Regions from separate parts of the Mus musculus genome. Here region 2 is linked to region 1. A link is a loop called in an ENCODE intact Hi-C map of the cell type or tissue named here. Cell type or tissue: heart. All regions are shown on one strand.

Evidence for each region. Peaks named below come from ENCODE experiments on the same cell type or tissue, not always from the same donor. Only the 100,000 strongest peaks of a DNase experiment are listed, where the experiment ranks them.
Region 2: it touches region 1 in a loop (2.2-fold over the local background); 4 of 42 quality-filtered maps call a loop at or near these places.

What each region holds. Positions count from the first base shown.
Region 1 is chr9:103,301,622-103,304,121 of GRCm38, reverse strand. No RefSeq gene overlaps it. Among named protein-coding and RNA genes, the nearest start is that of Topbp1, 2.5 kb to the left of the region's middle. In heart, a CTCF peak has its summit at 1,242 (motif pointing right); no DNase peak of the experiment used is centred here; H3K27ac peaks cover 115 bases.
Region 2 is chr9:103,006,771-103,009,270 of GRCm38, reverse strand. Slco2a1 (solute carrier organic anion transporter family, member 2a1) reads right to left here and starts at 784. Exons shown (of 14, transcript NM_033314.4): 1 at 556-784. The coding sequence starts at 651. In heart, no CTCF peak of the experiment used is centred here; DNase peaks (open chromatin) are centred at 850 and 1,420; H3K4me3 peaks cover 1,943 bases; H3K27ac peaks cover 1,874 bases.

The sequences.
Region 1 (2,500 bases):
CACCTTTGATAGCTCATGCCCTTTCTCATTTTTCACTGTCCCCAGGTAATATCTGACTATTCTGGCCTATCTACAGTAAGAAAACTCTTAGGTTCTAACCAAAACCCCATTCTTATGTTACCTCTTAAAAGTTGCTAAGGGTAGCCGGGGGCAGTGGTGGATCACGCCTTTAATCCCAGCACTCAGGAGGCAGAGACAGAGGCAGGCGGGATTTCTGAGTTCAAGACCAGCCTGGTCTACAAAGTGAGTTCCAGGACAGTCTGGGCTACACAGAGAAACCCTGTCTCGAAAAACAAACAAACAAACAAACAAACAAAAACAAAAAAAAGTTGCTAAGGGTAAATTATTGATAAAATGCTGAATTATTAGCCACCCCCAGCTTTATTTTATTTTATTTTATTTTTTGAGACAGAGTTTCTGCATAGCCTTGGCTGTCCTGGAACTCACTGTGTAGGACAGGTTGGCCTTGAACTCAAGAGATCTTGCCTTTGCCTCCCGGAATGCTGAGATTAAAGGTATGCCACCACGCCCAACACAAACTCTATTCTTTTAAGTACAATATATTTAGGGTTGCTGGTCACTGTAGTGATTATAATGGTCCTGCTTTAAAGGTATCATTAACTTTTTTCATTTACAGGATATCGATAACACTGGCGCAGAGGTAAATGCCCACTAGGGAAAAGAAGGGAAATACTTAGTATTGGAGGTAAGGGTCTGAGGATGTAGCTCAGTTGGTAGAGCACTTGCCTAGCATAAAAGTCCCTGGGTTCCATCTTCAGGGCCATATAACACTGGTTGCATCCTAGCTAAGCAGGAGGTATCTTGGGATACATGAGACCCTGCAGTGCCTTGAAGAAATTATTAGAGCTGTGAAAAAGAAGCCACAGTTGATGTCTAAAATGCAGTTCTGTCCTGAAGTTGTCATCATATCTGTAGGATACTTGATAGGTCACCAAGGACTGAGGAGAGTCAGGGCAAGAACTAAAGCAGAGGCCAAAGACAACCAGGCTTACACCCACTGCTTGCTCAAGCCTGCTTTCTTAGATCACCTAGGATCACCTCCCCTGGGGTGGCACCACCCACAATGGTCTGGGCCCTCCCACATCAATCACTAATCAAGAAAATGCCCTTCAGAGCAGTCTATAGGCGATCTGATAAATGACCATGGTATATGTTTATGCATTTAACACAGTATATTTTTACTTTGATTATGTGTGTTTGTGCACATGAATGTAATGCCCATAGAAGCCAGGAGGTGGCATCAAATCTCCAGAGCTGGAGTTACAGGCAGTTGGGAGCTGTCTAACATGGAAACAAAACTTGGGTCCTCTGGAAGAGTAGCAAATTCTCTTCACCACTGACGCACCTCTGCAGCCCCACCACAACATACATTTTATTGAGGCGTGTGTTATGTATGTTCACATGTGTGCAGGTACACATGTGTGCTCAAGTATATGACAGTCAGGTGCCAGCCCCAGCTGTTATTCCTCAGGTATCACCCACCTTGATGTTTTTTTTTTTCTTTTTTTAGTTGAAAAGGGCTCGTTTGTTTTACTTAAAGGGTTTTATATTTAAATTCCCAGCATTTCAAGTGAATATGTATAAATACAAGAGAGCTTAGCAAACAGCCTCTATTGCTACAGAGCTAACTTGAAGTGGCCTAGCAGCTATGAAAGCTGATAGCTTCAGCTAGCTGGAAAGTACAGCCTACCGACAGTGTGAGTTCCAGGGAGAGGGCTCTAAAGTAGAATGCCAACATCACATGTAGATTGTTCCCGGCTGTGTTTAAGTAGATCGTGTAAGGAGACACTCTGAGAAAAAAGTGGCTTCCTTGCCAAAAAATGTAGGGGGCTACATTGTTAGAAAAGCCAATTGTATCTAGGTCCTAAAAAGAAGAGAAACCTAAGAGGCTTTTGAGTCATGGCCATGAGAGCCTATATATGGAGGAAAGATGGAGGAGTATAGGACTCTTCTGGGCTGAGTAGGCGCCATCAAGTGAGATATATTCCCATTCCAGAAACAATGGCTTCAATGTCTGTTGTTTCAGGATTCTGGAGTTAATATTCTACCTTTATCCTTACCACCAACATCGTTCGTTCTCTCTCTCTCTCTCTCTCTCTCTCTCTCTCTCTCTCCCTCCCTCTCCCTCTTTCCTCCCTCTTTCTCTCTCCCTCTTTGGTTTTCTGTGATTCTGTTTCACTCTATGGCCAGGCTGGGTTGGAACTCATTATGTAGCCCAGGCTGGCCTAGTGCCTGTGCTGTTCCTCCTATCTCAGCCTAGCAAATGCTTGGATTGTAGCAATGAGTCATCACAACTGGTCCATGCTTCTTTCATGGATGACTGTCTTGTTACTTGAAGGAGACTTACAATGGCTCCAAAGGGTCAGAGTCCACAGTGGTCGGGGCAGCATAGCAGCTGGCAGCTTCCTCAGCTCTTGAACTACAAACACAAGGCAGAGCAAACTGCAAGTAGGCAAGTCGTTTCGTTTGAGTCTTAAAC
Region 2 (2,500 bases), 290 kb after region 1:
TGAAAACCCAGGCAAGGAATGCAGGCTTCTACCATCCACTGAGACAAGGTGCCTGTGCTCTGACTTGCATCTCAGGCTGCCCACAGCCTGTTGCCCACAAGGTGCTGGCTAAACTCCTCTGCATCCCTTCTCATTAAGGAAGAGCGCATACCCACAGCAGAGACCCAACAGAATTCCCTGGAGGTGTTCTTTCTCCATGGAAGAACAGGACAGTTCCCCTTTACAAAGTTACGTCTGTTCTGATTATTACTCCCCACGAGAGCCTATGAGCATATGCGCGCAACACACACACACACACACACACACACACACACACAGAGAGAGAGAGAGAGAGAGAGAGAGAGAGAGAGAGAGAGAGAGAGAGAGAGAGGTGTCGCCCCCTCACGCTCACGCTCACGCGCCGGGCCAGGCCCCACGGATGTGGCACCGGGGACAGAGAAGGGAGCCGGGTGCAACCCAGAGCTCCCGGACTGGCCTCATCGACGTCCTAGGTTGTGTCACCCACTCTGCCGCCCTCCTGCCCCGAACACGAACACTACTCACAACACTACTCACCTTAATGTTGTTGAAGACCGAGCGGGAGCAACGTCTGGCTGGGACCGAGGAGGTGCCGCTGCCCTGGCGTGCTCCGGGCTTGGGCAGGAGCCCCATCGTGACTGAGGCGACGTCCCCTGACCGGGCCAAGGTGGTGGCGACAGGCCGGGGTCAGGTTCTGCGGGACTTGGGTGCTTCAGGCTTCAGCGGCGGTAGCCGGGCTATGGGGAGCGAGACGTGGAGACTGAGCGAGAGAGTGAGCGCCCAGAAGTTTTTATAAGTGGCAGCGATGATGAAACGCGCTCTCTCTCCTCCCTCTCTTCCTCGGGTGTCAGAGGTGCTGCTAGCCCCCGCCCAGCCGCTGTCGCCTCCCCCAGGCAGGTGTCTTGGGTCCTGGAGTCGCGGCTGCGGAAGCCCAGAGGCTCTGGGACTCGAGCTGGGTGAGCCTTGGCTGCCTATCAGGTCCTGCTGGCCAGGGTTGAGGGTTGGGGGTAGTGTGTGGGGAGATGGCGGGTCCCCGAGGAAGAGGAGACCGCGTATGGAGGAGGCAGGAGGCTGCAGGCCAGGAGAAACCTGGGGATTTAAGGTGGGCGCGGCACTGGGGAAGGGGTGGGGAGCTAGAGTGGACTCGAGGGGCACGGGGTGATGGAAGGGAGCGAGGAGTCTCTGTGGCTCTTGGGGTTGTCCAGAGCAGGGCTCTGCGTGTCTGCACTCGCTCCGCAAACCTGGGCCCTCGGTTCCGGTGATGGCTCTGAGACTCGCTGCCCAAGCTCTGTTTGTGCTGAGGACTGATTTATATTTAAACTGCTCTTTGCGCTGCAGAGGAGGGTGGGAAGGCGTAACAAGGTGGAGAGGTGGGGGCCGCCCCAGGGCTGGGCTCAAACTCACTGGACCGGAGCCAAGGTAAACTGCAGGCGCTGTCGAGTGTCAGCGGGTCTGGCCTGAAGTGCTGGGGGTTGGGACAAAAGGAAGCGCTGGTCTGACAGGGATTGCCCCAACCCTGACCTCCTCTGCGAGGCTGGAGTGAGCAAGATATTTTTTCCTCTCCTGGACTGGGACCTTAGGGAAAGAAGGTGAGCCTTTTCCAGAAAAAGACAAAATAGATCCCGCAAAAGCTCTTGAGGCAGTTCGGAGGAGGCGCCCTTCCAGCTTCCTACTCTATTGTCTTGGGCAGAACCACCTCTTCCAGCCCAGCCCAGGAAAAGATGCTGTCAATATGGAGAACAATATGGGTGAAGGATGGAGCCCACTGCTTCGTTATTTCTGAAGGCTGATGTTTTCTCAACTCTGGTCTGGTCGGTCTGGGGACTTCTTCCTACGCACTAGCAAGCGAGGCCAAGGACTCTGGACACAGCAATAATCCAGAGGCTGTTGGACAGTGGGCAACTTCTTCGTTGCTTTGTTCACCTGCAGAGAAAAGTACAGACAGACTGGCTCACTGGACCACCGTGGGACACAGGTAGTTAGAGGTGACAGTGTACACTGGACACAGAAGGCCCCATCCATGGTGGATTGTGCCTGATGCTATGTAGATTTCTTGTACCACCAGTGCTAGATCTAAGTGAGAGAGGGTTGCTTTGATGATCTGGACTTTACAGGTAAGGATGCCAGAGGGATCAATTAGAGGGACCAAAGCCACACTGCAAGGAAGTAATAGAACTAGACCCAGAACTCAGTGTTGCCTGATGCCAAAGCCCAGCCATGAAGCACTCTTGTGTAGAATGAAGGAGGGTGGAGGCCAGAGGACAGCCCCACGTGTTTCTCAGATGTCTTCCATCTTGTTTTTGAAACAGACTCACTGGCCTGGCATTGACCTGGGGCTGGCCAGCAAGCCACCTGTCTCTGCCTCCCCAGGCCTGTGATTATAAGTGCCTGCTGCCATAATTGTTCTCTTTGATTACATGGGATTGAACTCAGGTCCTCCTGCTTGCCAGGCAGGCCCACTACTGACAGCTATCTCTCTAGC